Linked DNA regions of Homo sapiens: region 2 is linked to region 1. A link is a loop called in an ENCODE intact Hi-C map of the cell type or tissue named here. Cell type or tissue: B cell. All regions are shown on one strand. Each heading gives the region's core, and the rest is flanking DNA. Links, peaks and the distances in the headings are about the cores only.

What was found. Hi-C counts contacts between places; a loop is a spot of excess contacts. Peaks named below come from ENCODE experiments on the same cell type or tissue, not always from the same donor. Only the 100,000 strongest peaks of a DNase experiment are listed, where the experiment ranks them.
Region 2: a loop joins it to region 1, with 19 times the contacts of the local background. A loop is called at or near these places in 5 of 110 quality-filtered maps.

Annotation. Positions count from the first base shown.
Region 1 is chr9:131,342,137-131,356,821 of GRCh38, forward strand. It overlaps LOC105376299 (a long non-coding RNA gene), which reads left to right. Exons shown (of 4, transcript XR_001746959.3): 2 at 4,653-5,620; 3 at 6,465-6,734. It overlaps LOC105376300 (a long non-coding RNA gene), which reads right to left and starts at 8,295. Exons shown (of 4, transcript XR_930401.3): 1 at 8,035-8,295; 2 at 6,912-7,016; 3 at 5,096-5,173; 4 at 4,850-4,888. RefSeq lists enhancers at 9,964-10,465, 13,334-13,951, 13,952-14,567. In B cell, for the core only: CTCF peaks have their summits at 8,074 (motif pointing right) and 8,275; a DNase peak (open chromatin) is centred at 8,105; H3K27me3 peaks cover 369 bases.
Region 2 is chr9:131,431,311-131,448,033 of GRCh38, forward strand. It overlaps PRRC2B (proline rich coiled-coil 2B), which reads left to right. Exons shown (of 32, transcript NM_013318.4): 3 at 1,307-1,484; 4 at 5,310-5,412; 5 at 7,679-7,751; 6 at 12,875-13,018; 7 at 15,091-15,332; 8 at 15,775-15,896; 9 at 16,352-16,494. Among named protein-coding and RNA genes, the nearest start is that of PRRC2B, 46 kb to the left of the region's middle. RefSeq lists enhancers at 4,766-5,741, 5,742-6,715. In B cell, for the core only: no CTCF peak of the experiment used is centred there; a DNase peak (open chromatin) is centred at 10,331; H3K27ac peaks cover 2,844 bases.

The sequences.
Region 1 (14,685 bases), core at 4,341-12,340:
TTTTGTATTTTTAGTAGAGACGGGGTTTCACTGTGTTAGCCAGGATAGTCTCGATCTCCTGACCTCGTGATCCGCCCGCCTCGGCCTCCCAAAGTGCTGGGATTACAGGCGTGAGCCACCGTGCCCGGCCTCTTTTCTTCTTTATTAGTCTTGCTAACGGTCTATCTATTTTGTTGATCTTTTCAAAAAACCAGCTCCTAGATTCATTTATTTTTTGAAGGGTTTTTATGTCTCTATCTCCTTCAGTTCTGCTCTGATCTTAGTTATTTCTTGCCTTCTGCTAGCTTTTGAATTTGTTTGCTCTTGCTTCTCTAGTTCTTTTAATTGTGATGTTAGGGTGTCAATTTTAGATTTTTCCTGCTTTCTCTTGTGGGCATTTAGTGCTATAAATTTCCCTCTATACACTGCTTTAAATGTGTCCCAGAGATTCTGGTACATTGTGTCTTTGTTCTCATTGGTTTCAAAGAACATCTTTATTTCTGCCTTCATTTCATTATTTACCCAGTAGTCATTCAGGAGCAGATTGTTCAGTTTCCATGTAGTTGTGCAGTTTTGAGTGAGTTTCTTAATCCTGAGTTCTAATTTGATTGCACGTGGTCTGAGAGACAGTTTGTTACGATTTCTGTTCTTTTACATTTGCTGAGGAGTGCTTTACTTCCAACTATGTGGTCAATTTTGGAATAAGTGCAATGTGGTGCTGAGAAGAATGTATATTCTGTTGATTTGGGGTGGAGAGTTCTGTAGATGTCTATTAGGTCCACTTGGTGCAGAGCTGAGTTCAGTTCCTGGATATCTTTGTTAACCTTCTGTCTTGTTGATCTGTCTAATGCTGACGGTGGGGTGTTAAAGTCTCCCATTATTATTGTGTGGGAATCTAAGTCTCTTTGTAGGTCTCTAAGGACTTGCTTTATGAATCTGGGTGCTCCTGTATTGGGTGCATATATATTTAGGATAGTTAGCTCTTCTTGTTGAATTGATCCCTTTACCATTATGTAATGGCCTTCTGTGTCTCTTTTGATTTCTGTTGGTTTAAAGTCTGTTTTATCAGAGACTAGGATTGCAACCCCTGCTTTTTTTGTTTTCCATTTGCTTGGTAGATCTTCCTCCATCCCTTTATTTTGAGCTTATGTGTGTCTTTGCATATGAGATGGGTCTCCTGAATACAGCACACTGATCGGTCTTGACTCTTTATCCAATTTGCCAGTCTGTGTCTTTTAATTGGGGCATTTAGCCCATTTACATTTAAGGTTAATATTGCTATGTGTGAATGTGATCCTGTCATTATGATGTTAGCTGGTTATTTTACCCGTTAGTTGATGTAGTTTCTTCCTAGCATTGAGGGTCTTTGCAATTTGGCATGTTTTTGCAGTGGCCGGTACCGGTTGTTCCTTTCCATGTTTAGTGCTTTCTTCAGGAGCTCTTGTAAGGCAGGCCTGGTGGTAACAAAATCTTTCAGCCTTTGCTTGTCTGTAAAGGATTTTATTTCTCCTTCACTTATGAAGCTTAGTTTGGCTGAATATGAAATTCTGGGTTGAAAATTCTTTTCTTTAAGAATGTTGAATATTGGCCCCCACTCTCTTCTGGCTTGTAGAGTTTCTGCTGAGAGATCTGCTGTTAGTCTGATGGGCTTCCCTTTGTGGGTAACCCAACCTTTCTCTCTGGCTGCCCTTAATATTTTTTCCTTCAGTTCAACCTTGGTGAATCTGACAGTTATGTGTCTTGGGGTTGTTCCTCTTGAGGAGTATCTTTGTGGTGTTCTCTGTATTTCCTGAATTTGAATGTTGGCCTGCCTTGCTAGATTGGGGAAGTTCTCCTGGATAATATCCTGAAGAGTGTTTTCCAGCTTGGTTCCATTCTCCCCGTCACTCTCAGGTACACCAATCAAAGGTAGATTTGGGCTTTTCACCTGGTCCCATATTTCTTGGAGGCTTTGTTCTTTTTTCTCTAAACTTCTCTTCTCGCTTCATTTCATTCATGTGATCTTCAATCACTGATACCCTTTCTTGCACTTGATCAAATCGGCTACTGAAGCTTGTGCATGCGTCACGTAGTTCTCGTGCCATGGTTTTCAGCTCCATCAGGTCATTTAAGGTCTTCTCTATGCTGTTTATTCTAGATAGCCATTCATCTAATCCTTTTTCAAGGTTTTTAGCTTCTTTGCAATGGGTTCAAACCTCCTCCTTTAGCTCAGAGAAGTTTGTCATTACCGACCTTCTGAAGCCTACTTCTGTCAACTTGTCAAAGTCATTCCCTGTCCAGCTTTGTTCCATTGCTGGCGAGGAGCTGCGATCCTTTGGAGGAGAAGAGGCACTCTGGTTTTTAGAATTTGCAGCTTTTCTGCTCTGGTTTCTCCCCATCTTTGTGGTTTTATCTACCTTTGGTCTTTGATGTTGGTGACCTACAGATGGGGTTTTGGTGTGGATGTCCTTTTTGTTGATATTGATGCTATTCCTTTCTGTTTGTTAGTTTTCCTTCTAACAGTCAGGACCCTCAGCTGAAGGTCTGTTGGAGTTTGCTGGAGGTCCACTCCAGACCCTGTTTGCCTGGGTATCACCAGCAGAGGCTGCAGAAAAGCAAATATTGCAGAACAGCAAATGTTGCTGCCTGATCCTTCCTCTGAAAACTTCGTCTCAGAGGGGCACCCGGCTGTACGAGGTGTCAGTCGGCCCCTACTGGGAGGTGTCTCACAGTTAGGCTAGTCAAGGGTCAGGGACCCACTTGAGGAGGCAGTCTGTCCATTCTCAGAGCTCCAACTCCATGCCGGGAGAACCACTGCTTGCTTCAAAGCTGTCAGACAGGGCCATTTAAGTCTGCAGAAGTTTCTGCTGCCTTTTGTTCAGCTATGCCCTGTCCCCAGAGGTGGAGTCTACAGAGGCAGACAGGCCTTGTTGAGCTGCAGTGGGCTCTACCCAGTTCGAGCTTCCAGGCCACTTTGTTTACCTAGTCAAGCCTCAGCAATGGCAGACGCCCCTCCTGCAGCCTGGCTGCCGCCTCACGGTTTGATCTCAGACTGCTACACTAGCAGTGAGCAAGGCTCCATGGGCATGGGACCTGCTGAGCCAGGCGCAGGATATAATCTCCTAGTGTGCTGTTTGCTAAGACCATTAGAAAAGTGCAGTATTAGGGCGGGAGTGTCCCAATTTTCCAGGTACCATCTGTCACTGTTTCCCTTGGCTAGGAAAGGGAAATCCCCTGACCCCTTGCACTTCCTGGGTGAGGCGATGCCCCGCCCTGCTTCAGCTCACACTCCATGGGCTGCACCCACTGTCCAACCAGTCCCAATGAGATGAACCTGGTACCTCAGTTGGAAATGCAGAAATCACCCGTCTTCTGCGTCAATCATGCTGGGAGCTGTAGACTGGAGTTGTTCATATTCGGCCATCTTGGAATGATCCTTTTTTTTTTTTCTTTTTTGAGACACAGTCTTGCTCTGTCACCAGGCTGGAGTGCAATGGCAGGATCTCACTGCAACCTCCGACTCCCTGGTTCAAGCAATTCTCCTGCCTTAGCCTCCCAAGTAGCTGGGATTATAGGCATGTGCCACCACGCCAGGCTAATTTTTGTATTTTTATTAGAGACAGGGTTTCACCATGTTGGCCAGGATGGTCTCAATCTCCTGACCTCATGATCCGCCCGCCTTGGCCTCCCAAAGTGCTGGGATAACAGGCTTGAGCCACTGCACCCGGCCATGTTGATATTTCTAATTAAAATTCAAAACTCACAGTTGTTTCTTTCGTATTTGCATCCCTTTTCTCCTACATATTTATTTCCATTGTCCTACAATACACATTAAATAGTTTCAAGATTAATTTTGGGTTTTCTTAGAGACAGGGTCTCATTCAGTCACCCAGGCTGGAGTGTAGTGGTGAGATCTTGGCTCACTGCAGCCTCGACCTCCTGGGCTCAGGTGATCCTCCTGCCTCAGCCTCCCAACTAGCTGGGACCACAGGTGCACACCACCCTGGCCAGCTAATATTTTAATTTTTTGTAGAGATGGGATCTCGCTATGTTGCCAGGGCTGGTCAATTCCTGGGCTCAAGCAATCTTCCCTCCTTGGCCTCCCAAAGTGCTGGGATTACAGGCATGAGCCACTGTGCCCAACCTCGAAATTAACTTTAAAGAAGCAAAATCCCAGGGCCGGGCACAGTGGCTCACGCCTAGAATCCCAGCACTTTGGGAGGCCAAGGTGGGCAGATCATCTGAGGTCAGGAGTGCGAGACCAGCCTGACCAACATGGAGAAATCCCGTCTCTACTAAAAATACAAAATTAGCCAGGCTTGGTGACACATGCCTGTAATCCCAGCCACCTGGGAGGCTGAGGCAGGAGAATCGCTTGAATCCAGGAGAAGGAGGTTACAGTGAGCCAAGATCGCACCATTGCACTCCAGCCTGGGCAACAAGAGTGAAACTCTGTCTCAAAAAAATAAAAAATAAAAAGCAAAATCCCAACCAATCTAAGGGTTTTTATATTTATTCTTCCCCCATATTTGTACAATGCTCAAACCTGTCTTGACTCAAGTCTCAGCTCAAATGTCACCCCTCCGGGAGGCCTGAGCACCTGCTACTACCCTGACCACTGCGCCCATCACATTCCCAACATTGCCCAATATGGTGTCTCTATTTAAGTCTCTGTTTACTGTTTCCCCTTCCAGAATGTCAGCGTGGTACAGGCAGTGGTTGCTGTCCATTTCTTCTCTGCTGTGTCCCCAGTGCCCAGAACAGTACCTGGGACATAGCTGGCATTCAGTAAATATTTATAAAATGGATGGATGGAACTGGGCACGGTAGCTCGCATCTGTAATCCCAGCACTTCGGGAGGCCAAGGCAGGCGGATCACTTGAGGTCCGGAGTTCGAGAGCAGCCTGATGAACATGGTGAAACCCCATCTCTAATGAAAATACAAAAATTAACCAGGTGTGGTGGTGCACGCCTGTAATCCCAGCTACTCAGGAGGCTGAGGCAGGAGAATCACTTGAACCCAGGAGGCAGAATTTGCAGTGAGCCGAGATTATGCCATTGCACTCCAGCCTGGGTGACAGAGCAAGACTCTGTCTCAAAACAAAAAAAGAGTGGATGGATGGATGGATGAACTCACCTGCTGGTTGTCTCTGCTGAGCTAACTTCACACATATGCCAGCCTCGTTTCTAGAACATTCCATAGGCTATGAGGTACCTGTTGGAAATAAATGCAGATGTAGGTGGTCACCCTCACAGCACATTGGGGCCACAGCTTGGAAGTCCCCTGGCCACTGTGTCACCTCGGACCTAGGATGCCTTTCCATTGAGACATTCAGATGGCCTTAGTGCCACAGAGGGACGAGGTCCGTGGACATTCTGGTCTCCAGCTTTCCAGGAAACGGGAGGCTCCTGGCAGCGCCCTGGCTGCCAAGACAAGGCTCCTCCAAGCCTGGCTGACTCAGCATATTCTCCAGGCTTCTGCTGAGACACCCCTTCCCGGTGATGGCCCCTCTGGAGTCCCTGTCATGGGAACTTGTGTGTGGGATGCTTCCTTCTCTTTCACGGCATTGTCTGTGCGGGTTCTGCCTGAGCACATGAAGTGCGTTCACTGTGCCCAGCATGGTGCCTGGTACACACAGGGCTCAACGCGCTCCATTTGAAGGTGAGTGAAGGAGGCAGCGTGTCCACTAAAGACGCTCCCTCTATGTGCCTCTGCCTTGAGAGTGGGCGTGGGGGGAGGCGTGGCAGACCGGAGGCAGAGCTTCCTGGGCGCCAAGGCAAAGGGAGGAAACAAAAGCCATGTCTGGCTAAAGGCCAGACTCAAACCATGGGGGCAGCGGCAGGGAGTCTTCAGTGATGTGGAAAGATGGGTTCTGCTGCTCATCTCAGAGGAGAGGACAAGAAACCCAGACATGCTAGGCCGTGTGCGGTGGCTCACGCCTGTAATCCCAGCACTTTGGGAGGCCAAGGCAGGCGGATCATGAGGTCAGGAGATCGAGATCATCCTGGCTAACATGGTGAAACCCCGTCTCTACTAAAAATACAAAAATAAAATTAGCTGGGTGTGGTGGTGGATGCCTATAGTCCCAGCTACTCGGGAGGCTGAGGTGGGAGAATGGCGTGAACCCGGGAGGCGGAGCTTGCAGTGGTGCAGAGATCATGCCACTGCACTCCAGCCTGGGCGACAGAGCATGACTCCGTCTCAAAAAAAAATACAAAAATTTAGCCGGGCATGGTGGTGTGCACCTGTAGTCCCAGCTACTTGGGAGGCTGAGGCGGGAGAATTGATTGAACCTGGGAGGTGGAGGTTGCAGTGAGCCGAGATCGCGCCATTGCACTCCAGCCTGGGCAACAGGGTGAGACTCCATCTCAAAAAAAAAAAAAGAAAGAAAGAAACCCAGACATGCCTGTTCCAGAAGCAAAGGGAAGAGTGGAGTCCAGGCTCTAGAACGTCCAGCCTCTGCCATTCCCCTCCCACCCTCACTGTCTGCCCGTGACCTTTCCAGGCTGTCTGGAGCCCCCTACACTGGGCCCAGGTGGATCTTATCAATTCACTCAACAAATATTTGCTGAACTCCCATCTGGGCTGGCTCTGCCTGTGAGGCTAGGAACGTCAAAAGGAACCCAGGCAGCCAACCCTCCAGGACCTTGGGGTGGTGTGAAGGCCCCAGATTTCTGAAAGTGGAACAAAGCCAGACCCTGTGGCCGCCACCTTCTGGCCAACCTCAGATGGAGCCTTCCAGACACATCAACTCCCAGGGCTGTGGAAAGAAAAGGTGCGTTTTCTGGAGACTTACAGAGGGGTGGGGTGGGGGGCGCTGCGGGCCAAACAGCCATACTCGGTGTCCTCTCCCCCACAGCCCTTGCTCTCCCTTCCCCTCTCTCAACCCTCCCAAACCCCTCACACCTGCCCCTCTGCCTCCCTCATCCCCCAACCCTCTTGGCCTCTTCACCTGCTCCTGAACAGCACAGCAAGCTCCAGGGAGGCTGGGCGGCAGCAGGCTCCCTGGAAAATGGGAGGGGGCTGGGCACACTGGTTCATGTCTGTAATCCCAGAGCTTTTGGAGGCCGAGAAGGGAGGAGTGTTTGAGCCCAGGAGATGGAGGCCAGCCTGGGCAACATAGGGAGACCCCGCCACCCCCATCTCTACAAAAAATTTAAAAATAACCCAGGCGTGGTGGTGCACACCTGTAGCCCCAGCTACTTAGGAGGCTGAGGTGGGAGGATCACTTGAGGCCTGGGAGTTTGAGGCTGCAGTGAGCCAAAATTGCACCACTGCACTCCAGCCTGGGCAACAGAGCAAGACCCTGTCTCACATACACACAACAAAAAAGTGACTAGTGTGATAGAGGAAGTGAGTCCTCAATTTTAGTTGTTATTAATTAGAATTAATTAGCTAGCAGCTTCTGGATGGGACAGTGCAGCTCTAGAGGCTTCATCAGACTCAGGTTTACTTTCTGGGTGAGACAACCCCATGGGCGGGGTGTGCTGCATTCAGGTAGGAAGCCTGAGCCCTGAGCCCAAGCCCAGGCTCGAGGGCTGAGTGAAGGTCTACATCCCTGAGGATGTGTGGCCTTTCTGGCGCCACCTGCTCCTCCTGGAGTCTGAGGCTTTCTGCTCTTCCAGCCTGGGGGTGCCAGGCTGCTAGGGGTGGCACCTTTCCCTCCCCAGGAAAAGATGCAAAATCCCCTGATGGCACAGGCAGCCCCTCCCCAGAATGGACGGGATGGAAAGGGGACAAGTGGCAATGGCCCCAAACCAGGACCTCAGCTCATGGGTTCCCGGGTCCCTGGGGAAAGGGCTGAGGTCCTTCCTGCACTCAGCAAACAGGAACTGCGCGCTGAGCACCCAGCTGGAAATCAGCCATGGACAGGACAGACCTCTTCCCTCCCCCAACAAGCTCACGGTCTAGCCGAGGAGACTCATGTTGAAACATATAAATGGCCACTTCGCCAGGTCATAGCCATGGTAGTGGGGCTCGGAAGGAGAAGCCCATGGCGTTATGAGGGCGTGTGGAGCGGCGGTCGCCAAGGAGGGCTTCCCTGGGGGAGTGACAGTGAAGCAGAGCCCCCAGACCTGAGCGGGACTTGACCAGAAAGGAGGGAGGAAGAGTGTGGCCGGCAGAGGGAGCTGCGAGTGCAAGGCTGACAGGCAGGAAGGCCCGGGCGCTTGCAGGGAGATGCAAGTCTGAGGACGATGGCCCGGCTACGGCTGTTCCGCTGGGGCTGTTCCTGCTCTCCTTCCGCCCTGGGGGAGATGTTCCAATTCTACCCGGCGCTCCCCAGTCCGTGGACTCAGTCTTTCCTTGTGGGCTCCATTTCCCAGCTTCTAATCTCTCTGCGGCTCAACCCCTCTTCCCCTCTGTGTAGCCATGAGGCCCGGAGCCACCCCAAGAGCAGCCTTGGAGGCCTGATTGAGACAGCATCACCCCATCCCTGAGCCCAGAGCATGGAGAAAGCTTAGGTCACGGTGGAGCCTTTCTTGTTTTTTGTTTGCTTGTTGTTTGTTTGTTTGTTTGTTTGTGACGGAGTCTCGCTCTGTCGCCCAGGCTGGAGTGCAGTGGCGCGATCTCGGCTCACTGCAAGCTCCTCCTCCCGGGTTCACGCCTTTCTCCCGCCTCAGCCTCCCGAGTAGCTGGGACTACAGGCGCCCACTACCACGCCCACGCCCGGCTAATTTTTTTTTTTTTTGCATTTTTAGTAGAGACGGGGTTTCACCCTATTAGCCAGGATGGTCTCGATTTCCTGACCTCGTGATCCGCCCGCCTCGGCCTCCCAAAGTGCTGGGATTACGGGCGTGAGCCACTGCGCCCGGCCACGGTGGAGCCTTTCATGGAAAGGCCCGGGAAACAAACTATGACTCAGGCCAGGGACAGGGCTGGTCCTTATCGACTGCTTCACCCCCAGCCTGAAAGAGTGTGGTCAGAGGCTGGCACCACTGTGGCTGGGGACGTCCTGATTTCTCCCCTGCAGAATGTGGTTATTCTGGCGCTGGGGTGGCCCTGAAGCTTAGCTATGAGGGAAGCCTGTTCTTAGATACCCCAGCCTTGGGAGAGAAGAGCTGTGTACTGCCGCTGATAATGAACAGTGGCTGGCCGGGCATGGTGGCTCAGGCCTGTAATCCCAGCACTTTAGGAGGCCCAGGAGGAGTTTGGAAAACTGCTTGACCCCAGGAGTTGGAGGCTGCAGTGAGCCATGATCGTGCAACTGCACTCCAGCCTGGTCCACAGAGCAAGATCCTGCCTCAAAAAAAAAAAAAAAATTCTTTCTTGGCCGGGCATGGTGGCTCATGCTTGTAATCCCAGGACTTTGGAAGGCTAAGATTAGAGGATTCCTTTGAGACCAGCCTGGGCAACATAATAAGACCCTGTCTGTATGTGAAAAATTTTAAAAACTTAAAAAAAAAAAAGTCTTTCTTCAATAATAAATTAACCCTTAATGTAACTTTTAAAATTTTTACTTTATAAACTTTTTTGAACTTTTTCACTCTTACAATAATGCTTAGTTTATAATGCAAATATATTGCATAGCTGTACAAAAATATTTTCTTTATATCCTTATTCTATAATCTTTTTTCTATTTTTAAAATTTCTTATTTTTTATTTTTTTACTTTTATTTTTTATTTTTATTTATTTATTTATTTTGAGACGGAGTCTCGCTCTGTCACCAGGCTGGAGTGCAGTGGCGTGATCTTGGCTCACTGCAACCTCCAACTCCCAGGTCCAAGTGATTCTCCTGCCTCAGCCTCCTGAGTAGTTGGAATTACAGGCACGCGCCATCACACCCGCCTAATTTTTGTATTTTTATTAGAGACGGGGTTTCACCATGTTGGCCAGGATGGTCTCAATCTCCTGACCTTGTGATCCAACCACCTCAACCTCCCAAAGTGCTGGGATTACAGGTGTGAGCCACCATACCTGGCCTATTTTTTTACTTTTAAAAGTTTTTTGTTAAAAACTGAGACACAAGCCAGGTGAGGTAAGATATGCCTGCAGTCCCACCTACGGGAGGCTGAGGCAAGGGGATGACCTGAACCCAGTCTGGGCAACACAGTGAGGCCCTGTCTCTTATTTAAACAAAACAAAACAAAGACATTAGCACACACATGAGCCTAGGCCTACACAGGGATAGAATCATCAGTATCACTGTTGTCCACCTCCACATCTTGACCACCTAGAAGGTTTTCAGGGGCAATAACATGCATGAAGCTGAGATATGTGATAATAATGCCAGTGGGCTTGGTGGCTCATGCCTGTAATCCCAGCCCTTTGGGAGGCTAAGGTGGGCAGATCACTTGAGCCCAGGAGTTCAACACCAGCCTGGGCAACATGGCAAGACCCCGTCTCTACCAAAAAATACAAAAAGTTAGCCAGGTGTGGGGGCTTGCACCTGTAGTCCCAGCTACTTGGGAGGCTGAGGTGGGAGGATCGCCTGAGAGTAGGAGGCGGAGGTTGCGGTGAGCTGAGATGGCACCACTGCACTCCTGGGTGACACAGCAAGACTCTGTCTCAAAAAAAAAAAACAAGGCTGGGTGTGGTGGCTCTCGCCTGTAATCCCAGCACTTTGGGAAGCTGAGGTGGGTGGATCACCTGAGGTCAGGAGTACAAGACCAGCCTGGCCAACATGGAGAAATCCCATCTCTACTAAAAAAGTACAAAAATTAGCTGGGCATGGTGTTGTATGCCTGTAATCCCAGCTACTCGGGAGGCTGAGGCAAGAGAATTGCTTGAACCCAGGAGGCGGAGGTTGCAGTGAGCTGAGATTACACCGCTGCACTCCAGCCTGGGCAATAGAGCCACACTCTGTCTCAAAAAGAAATAATAAAAAATACTAGGTTCAATACATAATCATATGCTCCTGCTGTTCTTTTACACCAGCATCACCACAAACACATGAGTAACACATTGTCGTAGACATTGTGACAGCTACGATAGACTGGGCGATAGGAATTTTTCAGCTCCATTATAATCGCATGGGACGACAGTCATACGTGCGGCCCATCATTAACCAAAACATTGTGGTGTGGGACTGTACCACATCGTGCTTGTCCATTCCTCTGCTGAGGGATGTTTCAATTGTTCCCACCTTTTGGCTGTTGTGAATAACCTCGCTATGAATGTTGGCGTACGAGTTCCTGTTTGAGTCCCTGCTTTCAATCCTGTGGGCATAGACCTAGGAATGGAATTGCCGTGTCATATGGTAACTCTGTGTTGAACTTTCTGAGGAATAGCCAAACCGATTTCCAAAGTAGAGACACCATTTTCGTTCCCACCAGCCATTTCTCCACATTCTTGCCAACACTTGTTACTTCCCATTTTTTTAATTAGAGCCGGCTCTAATAAAAATTAGTGGGTATGAAGTTGTATTTCATAGTGGTTTTGCTTTGTTTGGGACAAGGTCTCATTCTGTCACCCAGGCTGGAGTGCAGTGGCCCGATCTCTGCTCATTGCAGCCTCAACCTCCCGGGCTCAAGTGATCCTCCTGTTTCAGCCCTCTTTGCTCATTTTAAAATTGAATTGTCACCTGTAATCCCTGCACTTTGGGAGACCAAGGCAGGCAGATCACTTGAGGCCAGGAGTTTGAGACCAGCCTGGCCAACATGGTGAAACTCTGTCTCCACTAAAAATATAAAAATTAGCCGGGTGTGGTGGCATGCACCTGTAATCCCAGCCACTCAGGAGGTTAAAGCAGGAGAATCACTCGAACCCGGGAGGCGGAGGTTGCAGTGAGCCAAGATTGCGCCACTGCACTCCAGCCTGGGTGACAGAGCAAGACTCCGTCTTAAAAAAAAAAAAAAAAAAAAAAAGGCCGGGCGCAACGGCTCACGCTTGTAATCCCAACACTTTGGGAGAATGAGGCGGGCGGATCATGAGGTCTGGAGATCAAGACCATCCTGGCCAACATGGTGAAACCTTGTCTCTATTAAAATACAAAAAATTAGCCGGGCGTGGTGGTACACGCCTGTAGTCCCAGCCACTCAGGAGACTGAAGCAGGGGAATCGCTTCAACCCTGGAGGCGGAGGTTGCAGTGAGCCGAGATCGTGCCACTGCACTCCAGCCTGGCGACAGAGTGAGACTCCGTCTCAAGAAAAAAAAAATTGAATTATAGGGGTTATTTATATAATCTGGAAATTAAACCCTCATCAATATGTGATTTGCAAATGTTTTCTTCTGTGGATTTTTTCATCCTTCATAGTGTCCTTTGATGCATAGAAGTCTTTAATTTTAATGAAGTATGATTTATCCATTTTTTCTTTTGTTGCCTGTGCTTTTGGTGTTGTTTAAAAAACCAACGCCAAATGGCCGGGCACAGTGGCTCACGCCTGTAATCCCAGCACTTTGGGAGGCCAAGGCGGGCGGATCACGAGGTCAGGAGATCAAGACCATCCTGGCTAACATGGTGAAACCCCACCAGGCTGGTCTCAAACTCCTGGCCTCTACTAAAAAAAAATACAAAAAATTAGCAGGGCGCGGTGGCGGGCGCCTGTAGTCCCAGCTACTTGGGAGGCTGAGGCAGGAGAATGGCGTGAACCCGAGAGGCAGAGCTTGTAGTGAGCCGAGATAGCGCCACTGCTCTCTAGCCTGAGCAACAGAGCAAGATTCTGTCAAAAAAAAAAACAAAAACAAAAAAACCAAAGCCAACCTCATGCAAATTTTCCCAGATATAGATATAGACATAGATATAGATATATAGTTTGTTTTTTTTTTTTGAGACGGAGTCTCACTCTGTCACCCGGGCTGGATTGCAGTGGCCGGATCTCAGCTCACTGCAACCTCCGCCTCCCCGGTTCAAGTGATTCTCCTGCCTCAGCCTTCTGAGTAACTGGGATTACAGCCGCACACCACCATGCCTGGGTAATTTTGTATTTTTAGTAGAGACGGGGTTTCACCATGTTGGTCAGGCTGATCTCGAACTCCTGACCTCAAGTGATCCACTCACCTAGGCCTCCCAAAGTGCTGGAATTATAGGCATGAGCCACGTCACCCAGGCTCCCATGTATTTTCTTCTAAAAATTTTATAGTTTTTTGCCTCTTAAGTTTTGGTGTTCAATCCATTTTGAGTAAATTTCTGTATGTGGTGTAAGACAAGGATCCAACTTCATTCTTCCGCATGTGGATACCCTGTTTACCTAACACCACTTATTGAAGAGGCTTCTTTCTCCCATTAAATGGTCTTGGCAACTTTGTTGAAAAGCACTTGACCATAGAGGTATGGGCTTATTTCTGGGTTCTCATTTTTATTCCATTGTCTATGTGTCTAGCCTTATGTCACTATCACCTGCTTTGATTACTGTAGCTTTGTAGTACGTTTTGAAATCTGGAAGTCTAAATCATCCACCTTTATTATTCTTTTTCAAGATCATTTTTGGCTCTTCTAGGTTCCTTTAAATTGCATATGAATTTAGGATGGATTCCATATGAATTTAGGATAGATTTAGCGATCTGCCCGCCTCAGCCTCTCAAAGTGCTGGGCTTATAGGCATGAGCCACTGTGCCTGGCCAGGTTGACTCTACTTTTTAATATGTTCAAAATCGACATAATGGAGAGTTAGTAAGAAGAAAGTTGGTCAGGTGCGGTGGCTCACACCTATAATCCTAACACTTTGGGAGGCTGAGGTGGATAGATCACTTGAGGCCAGGCATTCGAGAATAGCCTGGCCAACATGGTGACACCCCATCTCTACTAAAAATACAGAAATTACCTGTAGTCCCAGCTACCTGGGAGGCTGAGGCAGGAGAATCACTTGAACCTGGGAGGCGGAGGTTGCAGCGAGCCAAGATCGTGCCATTGCACTCCGTCTCAAAAACAAACAAACAAAACCAGGCTGGGGGTGGTGGCTCATGCCTGTTATCCCAGAACTTTGGGAGGCTGAGACAGGTGGATCACGAGGTCAGGAGTTCAAGATCAACCTGGCCAACATGGTGAAACCCCATCTCTACTAAAAATACAAAAATTAGCTGGGCGTGGTGGTGGGCGCCTGTAATCCCAGCTACTCGGGAGGCTGAGGCAGGAGAATTGCTTGAACTTGGGAGGCAGAGGCTGCAGTGAGCGAAGATCGCGCCACTGCACTCCAGCCTGGATGACTCCATCTCAAAAAAAAAGGCCAAGTGTGGTGGCTCACACCTGTAATCCCGGCACTTTGGGAGGCCGAGGTGGGTGGATCACCTGAAGTCAGGAGTTTGAGACCAGCCTGACCAACATAGTGAAACCTCATCTCTACTAAAAATACAAAATTAGCTGGGTGTGGTGGCACATGCCTGTAGTTCCAGCTACTTGGGAGGCTGAGGCAGGAGAATGACTTGAACCTGGGAGGTGGAAGTTGCAGTGAGCAAAAGTCACACCATTGCACTCCAGCCTGGGCAATAAGAGAGAAACTCCATCTCAAAAAAAAAAAAAAAAAAAAAAAAGAAGAGCTCATGTCATCCGCAAATAGAGACAGTTTTACTTCCTTCCCAATGTGGATGCCTTTTACTTCCCTTTCTTGCCTAATTGTTCTGGCGAGAACGTCCAGTGCACTGCTGATAGAAGTGACCAGAGCAGGCATCCTTGGGTTGTTTCTGCAGAGGCTGAACTTTTAACCGCATGATGGACTTTTTCTGCTGAGTCGTCCTGATTCTTGGTTTGTGGGGAAAAGCAAGAGAGATCAGATTGTTACTGTGTCTGTGTAGAAAGAAGTAGACATAGGAGACTCCATTTTGTTATGTACTAAGAAAAATTCTTCTGCC
Region 2 (16,723 bases), core at 5,374-13,373, 90 kb after region 1:
TAGTAGAGACGGGGTTTCACCGTGTTAGCCAGATCGGTCTTGATCTCCTGACCTCGTGATCGGCTTGCCTCGGCCTCCCAAAGTGCTGGGATTACAGGCGTGAGCCACCGTGCCCAGCCTAATTTTGTATTTTTAATAGAGATGGGGTTTCTCCATGTTGGTCAGGCTGGTCTCGAACTCCCGACCTTAGGTGATCCACCCACCTCGGCCTCCCAGGGTGCTGGGATTACAGGCATGAGCCACTGCGCCTGGCCAGTGTTATCCTTAATAAAGAATTTTTTTTTTTTTTTGAGACGGAGTCTCACTCTGTTGCTCAGGCTGGATGGAGTGCAGTGGCGCAATCTCGGCTCACTGCAAGCTCCACCTCCTGGGTTCACGCCATTCTTCCGCCTCAGCCTCCTGAGTGGCTGGGACTACAGGCGCCCGCCATCACTCCCGGCTAATTTTTTGTATTTTTAGTAGAGACAGGGTTTCACCGTGTTAGCGAGGATGGTCTCGATCTCCTGACCTCGTGATCCGCCCGCCTCGGCCTCCCAAAGTGCTGAGATTACAGGCATGAGCCACCGCGCCCGGCCATCCTTAAAGAATTTTTTAAATTTTGTTTTAAAATTTATTTATTTATTTAGAGACTGGGTTATGAGACTGGCTAATTTTTGTATTTTTAGTAGAGACAGGGTTTTGTCACATTGCCCAGGCTGGTCTCGAACTCCTGGGCTCAAGCGATCTACCCACCTCGGCCTCCCAAAGTGCTGCAATTACACGTGTGAGCCACCACGCCTGGTGTGTTATCAGCCTTTTTAGCTTTCATGGTTCTTGATATTCTAGAACTTGTTGGAAAGGTTCTTGTTGATCCTTTTCACACCCCATGAAGACTTCATGAATGTCGAAGGGCTCCTGTTCAGTCTTGTTTTGGATCTAGGCAGAGGCTGTCCCTTTAGTCCTGTAATGAGACCAGAGCTGTCTCAACTTGCAGAGAGGTGGTTCCTCTGTAAGCTGGAGGTTCCTGGGCCTGTCTCCTCACCCATGTTGTAAAGTCTGCGAGCCTTGTCCTGCCCATCAGTGAAATGGAAGCCTTTTTACAGGTTTTAGCAGCTCCTTTGTCCCTGTAGTCTTCAGTGAAGAGCTTGTAAAGTGACTAAAGTGACACCAAACACTTGTTTGTCCCACTGCTGGTCTGCCCTTTGTTTTTTGTTGGGTTAGCTTTGTTATGATCACTTAGAGATTGAAAGAACAGCTGAATGCATCAGGCTTCTTTCCTTCTGTGACCTTTTTGCATGGTGTCTGTTCCATGTCCCTCTCCCTGCAGTTATTCCTAGACATGGCTTACAGAGTCTTGGGAAAGTTGCTGCAGCCCGGCGCATGCCACCGCCTGCAAACCTGCCAAGCTTGAAGTCTGAAAACAAAGGAAACGACCCCAACATCGTGATAGTACCCAAGGACGGGACGGGATGGGCAAACAAGCAGGATCAGCAAGACCCAAAGAGGTAAACGGAGGAGGCGGGTGGTGAGTGGGAGCTGGCGCTCCAAGGGTGGTCCCGGCATCCTTCCCTGTGGCAAACTAACCCTAACCCTTTGGCTACTGCAGCGCTAGTCTTGCAGTGGCAGAATTGGAACACTGGGAGATGCAAATGAAGCTGCTTCCTCTCTGGCCCTGGTGCTTCGTATGTTTCTTTTTCCCTGCCTTCATTTTTTCTGGCTTTTAGAGCCGATGGAGCAGCACATCTGTGGACAACCTTGTCCCCAGTGACCACTTTCCCCCTGTGCCTTATTAGGAAAGGCCTCATCACCCCAGAGGAGCTTATGCAATGACTCAGAGCCAATTCCTGTAAGAAACACTGTGGACAGAGCTGGGGCTTGAGGACTTCATTCCTGGTGATGGGTGTCCCTGTGAGCTGAGCTCTGCAGAGAATCATGCAGCTTCCCTAACCATCGGCCCAGCAGCTTCCCAGACAGAGGAGACTTCTGCTGTTGCTCTAAACAGACCTAGTCATCAGTGAGAACAGCACAGAATCCTCCAGGATCACTGTACTGCAGCCTCCCTGGAGGCTCACCTCCTGCCAGCACAGTACTTACAGAAACCCTAGGGGGCAGAGGGTGGCATGGTGCTGTCAATCAGAGAAACAGCCCCTGTGTGGTGGGCTGAAAACACAGGGCCTGGCTGCCTGGGGCCCACTTGGATGGCTGCACCTTTGTCTCCTGCTGCAAGTCCTCTCTGAGTGTTTAGCCAGTGCTAAGACAATTCAGGGAAGGGGATGTGTTCAGGGAGGGACAGGGCCTTGCTGAGGCTGGCAGGCAGAAATCTGCTGCTGGGGTTTGCCTGTTAAGGAATGTGAACAAAGCTGTCTGGCGGCAGCGCCCTCCTGGCCTGCATCTCTGGTGGCCTCCCTGCTGATGTAGGAAACCAGACGGTAAAAGGGACCCAGATCTCAGCCTGCTGACCCCAGCATCCTTTTCTTACAAGTCTGTGCTAGAAATGACCATGGTAGCTTTTGTAAAATTGTTGCCTGTATTTACTTCAGACAGGATGTAGAGAGTGAGCTAGTTTAGTTATTCAGCTAGATGATTATAAAGTAGTAATCAAAATAGGGCCTTAGAAGTTATTTTTAAAACATTTCTAAGAGTTTGCTTAGGGATCATATTGATGGACAGTATAGCATGACTTTTGAAATCTACCAGCCCTAAGTGGTTTCCAGCTAGACCACTTATTAGCTTGATGGAACCTGGAGAATTGTTTGACTTCTGAGCCTCAGTGTCCCCCCCTTGAAATAGGAATGATACCTGGCTTTGCTGGTGGTTACACGGTATCCATGAGGCATTGATGGGCTAGCATAGGTCAAGTGCTTAGCCTAAACCTGGCACAGAGGAGGGGCAGATATTGGCTGCTGTCATCATTCCATTCAAATGGTACTCATTCCATTCACACCATGAGCTCTGGAACGAAATGGATATTGCACATTTTAATGGAAGGACTGAAATCCTCTGCACCACCAAAAGTTCTAGAGAGGACAAAGCATTACTCCCTCCTGTTATCCAGCCTTTACTCTGCCTTTGCGGCTCCAGTGAGGGCTAGTTGTGCTGGAGCACGTCCGCCAGGGAAGAGGTGAGGATGGAGTGTTGGTGAGGGCATAGACCCCCGTGTAGTTCTCTGCTGCCCCAGGCCACATCCTCCCACCAAGGTATCAGGTGGCAAGTGGGCCCACAACGTGGGGACTCAGTGCTTAGTTTTGGAGAACACAAAAGTGCGACTACTTGGAAGCTTCTCTTTTAGGTAGAAGGAGATGTAAGAACCCGATCAGTAGCCTTCTGTTTGTAATAATCACGAATGGTGAGTTGCCTGGGTCAGGTGAATCTTGGAAGAGGGTGTCTGTATAGAGTTTGGCTTCCATTTACAGATAAGCCACTTGTATTGGAGGAGTTCCCACCAGGGGGGTGGCTGCCCTCCTTGAATCTCGTTGAGTGAAAAGTTGCCTACTGTGACCGGAGCGCTGAGTTAGAGCAGAAACCTTCATTCGGCCATTTCTTGTTGATTTCATCACTTCACCTGTGGAGTGTAAATTCACTGACACAGCCTTTTTTTGGAGGGCAGCCTGGCAATCATTTAAACTTCAAAATATCTTTTGATCCAGCATTTCCATTTCTAAGGTCGTATGCTATGGAATTACTTACAGAAAAATGGTGCAAAGATATGTATTAAAAAAAATTCTTGGCCGGGTGCAGTGGCTGACATCTGTAATCCCAGCACTTTGGGAGGCCGAGGAGGGTGGATCACCTGAGGTCAGGAGTTCAAGACCAGCCTGACCAACATGGCGAAACCCGATCTCTACTAAAAATACAAAAATTAGCTGGGCGTGGTCGTGCACGCCTGTAATCCCAGCTACTTGGGAGGATGAGGCAGGAGAATTGCTTGAACCCGGGAGGCAGAGGTTGCAGTGAGCCGAGATCATGCCACTGCACTTTAGCCAGAGTGACAGAGCGAGATTCCATCTCGAAAAAAAAGAAAAGAAAAAAAAGTTCTTATTGTAGGTCGGGCGCAGTGGCTCACACCTGTAATCCCAGCACTTTGGGAGGCTGAACTGAGCAGATCACATGAGGTCAGGAGTTCAAGACTGGCCTGGCCAACATGTTGAAACCCCGTCTCTGCTAAAAATACAAAAATTAGCCAGGCGTGGTGCTGCATAACTGTAATCCCAGATATTCGGGAGACTGAGGCAGGAGAATCGCTTGAACCTGGGAGAAAGAGGTTGCAGTGAGCTGAGATCATGCCACTGCACTGCAACCTGGGCGGCAGAATGAGACTCCATCTAAAAAAAAAAAAAAAAAAAAAAAAAGCCAAAAAATTCTTATTGCAGTTGTATCTGTAAGGGGGAAGAAAAACCCATATGAGAGACTGGTTAAATTATGACCTGTCTAGTTGTGTTGTGTGCTCATTAAAAGCAAAAGGAAGATCCGTTTCTATGTTGATGAAAAGATGTTCAGATGCATGAAGTAAAAAAGTCATAGAGCTTTATGTATGGGGTCACTCCACTTCTGTTAGAAAAATACTGTATTCCTGCAGTGTAAAACTCTGCTGGTTAAAAACAAAACTGTATTAACAGGTATAGAAAAGTCTGCTTGGAGTTTCTCTCTGGATGATGAGATCATGATGTTCTGTGTTACCTAGTTTTATTTATAAGTTTATTTTTACTATGAGCATGTATTTCTTTTATAAACTCAGAGAAGGTTAAAAAGTCAGCCCTCTGAGTAGGTATGGGCTCTGGGTCTGGGGTAAGGGGCACAAGCCCTTCATTCCAGTGATTGAATTTCCCTATTGGCAAATCCTTCATTTGCATTGTTTACAGTGAGCTTTTAGTTTTTGCAGACAGAAGGCTCTACAAGAAGGCAGAAAAGTTTCATTTTTAAAAAAGAAAGGCCAGGCAAGGTGGCTCAAGCCTGTAGTCCCACCTACTCAGAAGGCCGAGATGAGAGGATTGCTTGAGGCCGGGAAGCAGAGGTTGCATTGAGCCAAGTTTACCCCACTACACTCCAGCCTGGGTGATAGAGTGAGACCCCCTGTCTCAAAAAAAAGAAAAAGAAAAAGTCAGAGGACTGTCTTGTGCTAATTTTAAATGTCAGTGACTAGAACTTAAGCATGGTTTGTTTTCTTATTAGTTTTTGCCAGCATAAGAATCTACTGGGGAAAGTCGTATTTTTATTGGCCAGAGGAGGTCTGCTTCCTGTGAGCAGCTGAACAGCTGTGGCTCCTGAGAACGCAGAGACCTGGCCAGCGCACTCTGTGCGGTGCCTGACCCCACTGCCCTGCCTTTGTCTAGTTCCAGTGCGACGGCCTCTCAGCCGCCGGAGTCGCTGCCGCAGCCGGGTTTGCAGAAATCTGTCTCCAATTTGCAGAAACCGACACAGTCAATCAGTCAGGAGGTAGGTGCTGGGACCCCATCCCAACTGTTTCCTGGGCATGGTAGCCCCTAAATCTCTTTGTTGCTGGGGGATGGAAGGAGTTGCTACTGAGAAGTGTGGTTGTGCATGACCTGTCTATTCCAGAGGCACACCCGATGAGTGACTTTAGAAAACCGTCATGGGAAACCGTCAAGGTCAGTGGTTAAGAAATTTAATCTGCAGCTTTTAGAAAAAGACCTCAGATACAGACTAGGATACAGGCACCTACTTTGGTTCCTCTTGATTTACCGTGAGGCAGGGTCACTCAGGCTGGACTGCAGACTAGTTCAGGGTGAAGCTCCATGGAAGCGTCACGTGAGCTCCATGGAAGCTTGGGTCACAGGAAGACAAAAAGTGGCAGGTCACAAAAAGGTTCACTGGCCAGGTGAGTTTGAAAAACAAAACGAAGCGAGCTCCTTTACTGCGGTACTTCTCAGTGCCTTTCATATGCTAATACCTAATGTGACTCTCTGAGAAGAGGATATAATGGGCAGCAGTCCCTGAATTTATTTGTCCCAGGAAACATTTCTTTACCGAATGTCTCTAGGGACTAATGTCTCTCAGAACACGCTTTGGGAAATACGAAGCTACAATCCTTCATTTGTTGATATGTTTTAAGTGTTTTTCTAAGCAGAAAGTAATGATTTCACCAAGCAAGAGCTCATAACACACTCAGTCCATCAGAGCCTGGCTACAGGTTTCCAGAGATTGGCAGGAGGATATACTTAGCCAGAACTAGAAATCTAGATGAGAAGTCTATGAATTTTTTAGAAGACTAAAAGTAGACGTAGATATCTCATATTCACCAGCTCTCTTGACAGCGGGAATGAACATATTTTGGTTTTGCTTTGCTGCATGGGCAATATAAGGTCTCAAATGTCATCCCCTCTCTGCTTTAACCATACTCAGGGAAGTCTGTGGCTTTGCCAGGGCACCCTCTCCCCACCTAACACTGAACCGTGCTTTTAAAATTAAAGACAAGAAAAGAGGTCTATAATCATGCAAGATGCCCTTTTCCTTGGCCTAAATCCACTGGGACCCATAGGCTAGTCAGAGTATTTAGAGTTGAGTTCCTTTCTGCTTCCCAGAATTTGAAAGAAAAGGAGTGAGGTGATAGAGCTGAGAGATCAGATTTGCCTCTGAAGCCTGTTCAAGATGTATGTGCTCAGACCCCACCACTGGGGCCTGTGGGTGAGGTCCTGGGCATCTATTTGAATGAATTGCTGAAGGGGAGCACTATGCCAAGGAAGGGGAACCCATCCTGGCACTGGCACAGGGGTCACCTTATCCAGTGCTCAGTGCTTCTTTGCTGCTACCTGGTTTTCTCTCATATGTGAGGGGCAGGTAAGAAGAAGTGCCCAGTGTTGTGCGAGTTTTAGAACATCTACCAGTAAGTGGGGAAGTTTCACAAAGCAGCAGCTTTGTTTTGTGTATTTTCACCTTCAGTTAGAAGAGGAAGGCTGTGAGATGAATGTTAGTTGAGTGGAAAAGACGGGTGAGCTTAGTGGTTAGAGACTCGAAAGGGCACTGGACATAGGCAGGCTGGAGACTGGTCCTGGTCCTGCTGTTCTGCATCTGACTCAGTCACTCTTCTCTGAGCCTCAGTGGGGGATGTGACTAGAGCCTTCTCAGGGGGTGGTGAGCATTCAGTCAGGCTGGGTGTGCTTCGCATAATGCTGACCCTGGCGAGTTTTCAGCAGAGGTGACCTCCTAGGGTTCTCAGGAGGGGAGCTGTGCCTTGTAGAGTCACGGTCACTACAGAAAGTGCTGCAGCCAGCCCACCCAGATCAAGATCTGGCATGTTGGCCTTCTTTGTTCACGTTCCTCATTAGCAGCTGCGCAGTTTTAAAGACACATGCCGGAACTGGGCCTTAGTCTTTGTCGCTGGAGCAAAATAAAGTAGCTCTCTGTGGACACGGGAGGTTCCAGAGCACCGAATGGAGAGAAACAGGTTTGGGTCCTGGCTTTGCTGTGTCACTGTCTGTGTGACTTGAAGCTGGTCACTCCCCAAATCCTGCTCCTTGTCTGTAGAGTGGGCCTGGCATTTTCTCGTCCCTGGGACCGCTGTGTGGAGTGTGCGTTACAGGGAAGGTTCAGGGCTTTGCTGCTGCTCAGAAAGTGGTGGTGGATGGATCCGTATAGGGTTTGAATCTAAGGTGCTGGCCTCTCAGCACCTTGTTGTAATAGGCTGTTATTGTACAGTGGAATAAGGGAGCTGGCCCTCTTCTGATTCTCTTCCTTCTTTCAGAATACAAATTCAGTGCCAGGTGGACCAAAGTCATGGGCACAGCTGAATGGAAAGCCAGTAGGACACGAAGGTGGTAAGTGCGCACGTGTGTGTGTTGTTTGGGGACGCTGGGGAGAGGGAGGTGAATGCCTTTTCCAGAATGTCTGGTTGGGTCTAGGCACCCAGAAGCTTTGAGGACTCTCTTCCACAAAGAGGTACCGTCTATGGAGCCCTTGCCTGTGCACAGCGGGCGCTGACTCTGTAGAGGTGCCAGCTCTTTGGTTTCTTTGGATGTGTGCTCTTGCTGAGACAGAGGAGTGCTGACTGGGCTGTGCTGCTGGTGATTTTTGATGATAGCTTGAATGTTTCTAGCATACTGTGCTTCAGACCAAACTAGGCAGCAGCTCTGAGTGGGAAGGAGAGTGGTCGTGGTGTGGGCAGACGATTCAAAGGAATGTACTGGGGAAAGCCCACAATTCACTTTCTCCTGTAAAGCAGCACTGGCTGCCCTTTATTACCCTTTGCCACCATCCTGATATCGCCTTCTGCTTCCTGCACTACCCCTGCCAGCCAAGGCTTCACCAGACTTGGTCTTTAGTAGCCTGTATTAGAAAACCAGCTGCACATCCTTCGTTACCTGAACCTCACCCCCAGCCTGCCATGCCTAGGAGGTCCTGCCCCTTATGGGTTGAAATCCCTGTGCTCAAAGGCTCTTCCCTCAGTCTCCAACGGGAAATGACCGATCAATGTGCCAATTGGATTTCAGTGCCCCAGCTTCTCCCAAGGGGCTGAGGGTACAGATCGAGTGCCAGCAGGAGTGCAGTGGCACAATTATAGCCCATTGCAGCCTCGATCTCCCGGGCTCAAGCAATCCTCCCACCTCAGCTTCCTGAGTAGCTGGGACTACAGGTGTGTACCACGACATCTGGCTGATTTTTTTTTTTTTTCTTTCCATTCTGAGTAGAGACAAGATTTCACTATGTTGCCCAGGCTGATCTCAAACTCCTAGGCTCAAGAGATCCTCCCACTTCAGCCTCCCAAGTAGCTGGGGCTGGGATCACAGGCGCATGCACCACCACGCCTGGCTTATTGATTAATTGATTGACTGAGTGATTGATTGGTTGCGACGAGATCTCACTATGTTGCTCAGGCTGGTCTCCAACTCCTGGGCTCAAATGATCCTCCTACCTTGGCCTCCCAGAGTGCTGGGATTACAGACGTAAGCCACCGTGCCTGACCTCAAAAGGGTCTTTGAAGATGCTTTATGAAGAGCATTCACTGGACTTGTAACTGGTTCTTTGGCTTTCCATATCTTATATTTCTGTAAGGTTAGAATTTTTTGTTTTGTTTTTGTTTTTTTTGAGACAGAGTCTTGCTTTGTCACACAGGCTGGAGTGCAGTGGCACAATAGCTCACTGCAACCTCCATAAGGTTAGAATTTTTAAAAATAGATAGAATATATTAATTTTTATTTAAAAAGAACTACAAAAATTAAAAGAAAAACTTCTGTATAAATTGGCCCAACTCCTATGGAAGCCAGTTTGGCGCTGCCTGGCAAAATAATAACACATAATACCCTTTGACCTAGCAAGTGCACCCTGAGGAAATTGCTCTACAAATTATACTCGCCCGTGTGTGAAATGACTTGCGCATAAGATTATTCACTGCAACATTATAATAGCAAAAGATTGCAAACAGTCCCTTGAAATGCCTGTAAAATTATGGTACTTTAATGAAATGTGATTTGGCTATAAAGAAAAAAAGCAGAAGTTTTCTATTGATTTGGCAAGATCTTCAGGTGAAAAAAAGTACAGAATGGTATGTATAGTATCTTAACCATTTGTGTAAAAAATGGGGGTGAGGGCTGGACACCTGTAATCCCAGGACTTTGGGAGGCTGAGGCAGAAGGATTGCTTGAGTCCGGTAGTTCGAGACCAGCCTGGGCAACATGGTGAAACCCTGTCTCTACAAGAAATACAAAAAATCAGCCAAGTGTGGTGGCAGACACCTGTAGTCCCAGCTACTTGGGAGGCTTGAGGCAGGAGAATCACCTGAGCACCAGAGGTGGAGGCTGCAGTGAGCTGTGGTCACACTCCTGTACACCAACCTGGGTGACAGAGCAAGACCCTATCTTAAAGGACAAAACAGAAAAATGGGAGTGAGAAAAAATACACTTCTAAAAAATGTTGTATATGCATGTTTTAAAAGCCACCCATCTGTATACTGATGTATATGTGTTTAAAAATCTCCAGAAGGTAACAGAAAACTGCCAGTTTTTTTGAGGGAGTCAGAAGGGGGCAAATGGGCATAGGGGTGAGAGGAAGGCTTCTGTGTCTACCTTTACATGGTGTTCACTTCTGAACCATGTCACTGTGTTACCTATAAAAAATGTAGGTAATGTAACTGTATCACAATAAAGCTTGATGGAGAAAATAATTTTAAACTGGACGTGGTGGCACACACCTGTTATCCCAGCTACTTGGAAGGCCAAGGTGAGAGGATTGGTTGAGCCCAGGAGTTTAAGTCCAGCCTGAAAAACATAGCAAGACCCTTTCTCTACACAAAATTTAAAAAAACAAAGAAAATAATTGCAGGCAGAAACCTGCCAGCCCACAGAATCGACACACTGGGCAGGGTGGGGGCCAAGTGTAAAAGTCAGTTTCAGTTCCCCCTCTCGTGCTAGAGTCATGCATCTGTGACACTGTCAGGAGTGTGGGGATTTGAGGGTGTTGCCCACAAGTGTTTTCATGACTCTTTGGAATTCAAAAGGACTTTTCCTGAATTGATAGACTCAGTTGATAGGTCACCTGAAACAGACCCAGGAGACCTGATTGCATGTTTGGGCAGAGGTCAGAGGCTCAGATACCAGCTGCTGCCCCACCAGTGGCTCAGCCTGTGACCTCGGAAGAAGCCCCCTGACTTTCCTGCCTCAGTTTCTCATGGCAGAGAACAGATGGCAGGTGAACATCATAAAACATTGGGACCTTATGAATACTGGTATTTTGGTGTGAGATTTTTTTTTTTCCTACCCTTTATCCTTATTAAGATTAATTCATGCTTACAATAATATATTCATGATTCTCGAAGCAGAAGAAAGAGATGGAACAGCAATGTTGGACAGGTGCTGGTTTTTTTCCTAATTTCAAATCTACCTTTTTTTTTGTTTGTTTGTTTGTTTTTTTTTAGGCAGGGTTTCATTCTGTTGCCCAGGCTGGAGTGCAGTAGTGCAGTTTTGGCTCACTATAGCTTCAGTCTTCTGGGCTCAAGCAATCTTCCCGCCTCAGCCTCCCAAGTAGATGGGACTACAGGCATGCACCACCATGCCCGGCTAATTTTTGTGATTTTTGTAGAGATGGGGTTTCATCATGTTGTCCAGGCTGGTGATACTGTATTTTAAAAATACAGTTTTTATTTGATTCTTGCCAGTGACCTTCTACCATAATGAAGCGACTCTGAGTCAGAGCCCCCTTCACAGAGCACTGGAGCTCCTTCATGACACTTAGAGTCCATCTCTGGCTGGTCATTGGTGAATGGTGTCCAGTCTTACCGTCAGGTTTATTTGACCCTGGACCTTTTTACTAAGGGAGTGGCAAGCGAATTGCTGCCACGTGCTTGTGTGGTGATCCAGCCGCGCCTTTCCGGCACAGTCGGCTTTAGTGAACAGGCCCGTGGATCAGTGGTGCTAAGAATAATTTAAACTACTTAGGGGAAGATTTGGGTTTAGCTGTATAGGGAACAAGGCATTCCACAGGGGGCCATTTGTTGTGTGGTGTCGCCACTGTTCCTAGATTGCTCCTGTCTGGAGTGTGCTGCATATTCCAGATCAAAAGACGTGCCATTTTTAATCTGTTCATCCAAAAATGGTGGCAGAACCTCTGTGCTAAGTTTTCTGTGTAAGGGAACAACATTAGGAAAGGCTTCTTCTCTAAAGCAGGTTGTAATGTCAAGGAATGAATGAAAGAATGAAGAAATAAACTGTTCCCAGGATTATAAGAGTGAAATGTTTGGCCTTGTAGGGCTCAAGGAACTTAGTACAAAATGCGGAAGGACAGGTGAATGAGGAGTTACTCATGTGTATAAATCTAATTTCCACCTGATCTTACCACATTTGATGGTAGAAAGCAGCATTTGTTTATTTTATTTTATTTATTTTATTTTATTTTATTTTATTATTTTTTTTTTTTGAGACGGAATCTCGCTCTGTTGCCCAGGCTGGAGTGCATTGGCACGATCTCGGCTCACTGCAAGCTCCATCTCCTGGGTTCACGCCATTCTCCTGCCTCAGCCTCCCGAGTAGCTGGGACTACAGGCGCCCGCCACCACGTCTGGCTAATTTTTTTTTGTATTTTTAGTATAGATGGGGTTTCACCATGTTAGCCAGGATGGTCCCGATCTCCTGACCTCATGATCCGCCCGCGTCGGCCTCCCAAAGTGCTGGGATTACAGGCGTGAGCCACCACGCCTGGCCTATTTTTTTATTTTTAGAGAGAGGGTCTCACTTTGTCACCCAGACTGGAGTGCAGTGGCACGTTTTCGGCTCACTGCAACCTCCACCTCCCGGGCTCAAGTGATCCTCCCACCCCAGCCTCCTGAGTAGTTGGGACTACAGGCGCCCGCCACCAGACTAATTTTTTGTATTTTTTGGTAGAGACAGGGTTTTGCCATGTTGCCCAGGCCGGTCTTGAACTCCTGAGTTCAAATGATCCACCCACCTTGGCCTCCCAAAGTGCTAGGATTACAGGTGTGAGCCACTGTGCCAGGCAAAAGCAGCATCTTAATCCTTTTGGGGTGGACTGGGGCAGGGATGGCAGCACACTCTGTAGGTGTTGCCTCCACAGGAAAGCAGTTGCCTTCTTGGCCTCCCCTGGGCTGATTTTATAGGAGGCTGTGCTTGTCTGTGGCCCCAGGCAGTCAGTAGAACCTTCCCTGCTGGGGCAGGCTGTGGCCTGGAGCGGCTGTGATGTCTTACCTCTTTCCATTTGTAAGCAGGCACTGGTCCTTGCAGGTCAGCTGGGAAGGGGCATGATGCTGTCAGCAGCAGTCTCCCTTGCCACCCTCAGCACCCTCGTGGCATCTGCCAGCACAGAGCACCCTTGTGACAAGACTCCCTTCAAAAGCCCACTTCCAGGCAACACGGCTTTCAAGGTGTGGAGCTGGGAAGCAGACGACTGTTGACTCCATCTCACTTCCTCCATGTCTACCCCGTCTTCTTGACAGGTTTAAGGGGCTCAAGCCGACTGTTATCCTTCTCTCCCGAGGAATTTCCGACGCTGAAAGCAGCTGGAGGGCAGGACAAGGCTGGCAAAGAAAAGGGCGTCTTAGATCTGTCGTATGGGCCAGGACCAAGCCTCCGCCCTCAGAGTAAGTGACTGCAGCCTCTGGGCACTCGATGGAGTAACAGAACTTCCTCCTCTCATCTCTCTGCACTCCTAAAAGGGTGCTGATGCCACTGGGGTCTCCGGTTCGAGCTGGAAACGTGGCTCTTTGACTCGCCACGTGATCTGTGCATCCATTGGACTTGCTGCCTAGGCCATTGGATTGGGCCTTGTGCCTTTTTTGTCTCTTGGGTTGGGCCAGGCCTGTCCCCTCCCCCTCTGTCATCCGGTTGTTAATTTTGCTGTGCCTGGTGGCTGTGGCAAGGATGGACAAAGGACCAATTAACTTAGGTCCCCGGTTCAAGAGCTTGTTTTCTAAAGCTCCCAATCCTAGCTACATCTAGTCGGAATCACTGGGGAGTTTGTGAATGAGTCTGATTTCCAGTCCTCCCCTCCCCCAGCCCAATTAGGACCTGTATTTTTAACCCATTCCTCTGGGGATTGTTACATAAATCAGCCTGGTACTGGTCTCTACTGGCCCCTCATCTTAGGTCGGGCCAGGGAAGTGGCAGGATTGTGTAGCACTGGCTGGAAATTTCTCCTTGGAAGCCGAGGGTGGCTGGAGGTTAAGGTGGTGTTTAGGAATGTGATTTTCCACGTGTTCTACTCAGGGATTTTGAAGTGGCTCATGTAGTCCAGGGGTCTTGATCAGGTCTTAAATTGTGAGGCCTTTTGTTTGCTTGCCTTGATGTATCCCCAAGGCCTCTCCCATTCAAGTCATAAGTGATGTCCTGTAAGTCAGTGATCACTGTGGATGTGTCTTACTTAAACCAGCACTCACTGCCTTTCCAGTGGCCCACACAGGACTGGTTTATTTTGCTGCTTTTTTTTTTTTGAGATGGAGTTTCGCTCTTGTTGCCCAGGGTGGAGTGCAATGGTGCGATCTCTGCTCACTGCAACCTCCGCCTCCCGGGTTCAAGTGATTCTCCTGCCTCAGGCTCCCGAGTAGCTGGGATTACAGGCATGTGCCACCACACCCAGCTAATTTTGTATTTTTAGTAGAGGCGGGTTTCTCCATGTTGGTCAGGCTGGCCTTGAACTCCTGACCTCAGGTGATCCGCCTGTCTCAGCCTCCCAAAGTGCTGGGATTACAGGCGTGAGCCACCGCGCCCAGCCTGTTTGCATCATTTTAAGGGACACGAATTATGTCTTTCTGGGGTTAATTAAGAGGAGCTGCCTTGTGGGACTATAAAAACGTAGACATAGAAGAAGCTTCTAAGCATCAGTTTAATCTCCTCATTGGAGAAGATGAGAAAACATGGACAGAGGGGTGACCTTGGCTTGCCCCAAATCACACAGCAAAGGGGTTGAAGAGCTGGGATCAGACATGTCCTGGGTCTCTTTCCCTTAAGGGTCGTGTAACTCAGAGACCTTTGTGCTTCAACTTCTAACCAAAAGGTGACCGAAAACAGGGGTCTGTTGTCTCATTTGATTTCTTGTTGGCCTCTAATAATTTCCACCCGATCTTACCACATTTGGCAATAGAAAGCATCATTTTAAAAAGACAGGTCAGCAGGTTTCCGTCTGTGAGCTACGCAAGTGCCCCACACCTCCACTGGAAGGACAGCAGCTGCGCCTTGCCTGTCTTGTGGGCTGGGGGATCTTTATTAAAAGGTGCCACTGCTAAACAAAGCCTGAAACCACTGTGCCCGGAACTTGCTCCTGTTTTAATGTGTAGTCCAGTGCTGACCCTAAGTGGGCTGGTCAGTGTTTGTTGAAGGAATGACCCAAGGCTGGTTTCATCAGGGCCATCTTCATCTCTCTGGGTTGTGAGACTTGGGGAAGGGTGGTGATTGTTGCTTACTGATGAAGCCTTCTCTCTGAGTAGATCTCATTTTATATTTCACAGTCAGACTTCCCTCAGCAAGTTCATCCTCATTGGCCAGGGGTCTGCCCCAACCTTCCCTGACAGATTTAACAGTTCTTCACTTTTGGTGTTTTTTGTTTTTCATTTTATTTTTTTGGTGAAGGAGGGGGTCCCTTGACCTTCAGAACCTCATACGATCCCTCCTTCCCCCTCCTCTTCCCTCTCCCCTTTTGCCCCCTTTCAATTTCCAGATGTGACAAGCTGGAGGGAGGGCGGTGGGCGACACATAATTTCTGCCACGTCTCTGAGCACCTCCCCAACTGAGCTGGGCAGCAGGAACTCGAGTACGGGAGATGGAGCCCCCTCCTCGGCATGTACCAGCGATTCTAAGGACCCCTCTCTCCGCCCGGCTCAGCCTGTCCGAAAAGGGGCTTCACAGTTCATGGGAAATGTATACCACCCACCTACATACCATGACATGCTTCCTGCTTTTGTAAGTCTTCAGAGTGTACTTTTTTTCCCCCCATGAAGTTGGATTGTGTCCAGCAGATAGGTCAAGTGGTTGAATGTCCCCCTTGGGGTCTCCTCTTGGCCCTGTTACCCTACTTCTGAGGCTTCCACTCGTTTTGCATTTTCTCTCCCTGCTTTTTAAATCTTCAGGGCCTCTGACTTCTTTCCCTGGTGATGTGGATATGATTTTAGCCTTTGGTTCTTTAGAAACAGGAGAGGCAGGTTTTCCCTGACATAGGTCCCCAAGTCTACTTACTGGCAGCAGGAATGAAATGGGGGAGATGGTGGTAGGATTAATTAGGAAACCCCATGACTTTCCTGTTTCTTTTTCCCATTTTCCACTTTATAAAACACATTCTGATTTAAGTGGAAATTGCAGTTTCAGCCATTACCAGCAAATCCTGTTCATTGATGTTATGTTTCAGATGTGTTCGCCGAAGTCATCAGAAAACCAGGGTACAGTGGAACGAGGCTCTTTTCCCCTTCCTCAGCTCCGCCTTGAACCTCGAGTTCCTTTTAGACAGTTCCAGATGAATGACCAAGACGGGTGAGTCCATTGCATTACAGTCACGTGTGTAGAGATGAGTGCGGTGGTGATTCTGGTCAAGATGAGGGGCTGATGAATAGAAGTGCTGTGTCTCCTGGAGACCACAGAGAACTTAACCAGCTCAGCGTGGCAGGGTGTGTGGGGTGGTGGCTGGGATTTGGAGCTGGATGACAGATTGAGTCATGATTTCAAGTGCCTGGTAGAGTTGAAGTTCTGGCACGTGTGTGTTGCTGCTGCCCTAGGCCTTAGCAACCAGCATGTAAAACTGCAGGACAAGGCAGAACTTCTTTCTGGGATGTACTCGTTTGCTCATTATATATTTCTTTTAAAGGAACTGATAGAAATAATTAAATCAAACATGAACCTTTGCAGTGTGGAATTTATTTTTGGAAAGGTATTTGATTTTGCTTCCGTCTGTATACTGGACATGATTCCATCATCTTTTCTTTTATCAGAAAAGAAAACAGGCTGGGATTGTCTCGCCCACTCCGCCCACTAAGGCAGCTGGTGGAGCGGGCACCACGGCCCACCATTATCAATGCGGAAAACCTGAAGGGCCTTGACGATCTGGACGCCGATGCCGATGATGGCTGGGCAGGTGGGCAGAGAAGCACGGGTGGTTTAGACGGGCAGGACCAAAGTCCATATGTACTTACCAGGGATGGAAACCCCCTGGCACCACCGTGTGTTTTCCCTTGGCAAGATAGGGATGAAGAGCCGGACAGGGAAGCAGACCTGATGCCCTCCTTCCTCATTTACTCCCTGACTAGAGGTTCCTTCCTGGCCAAGCCATTAGCTTCTTTTGGTCTTTAGTCTTGATCTTAGAG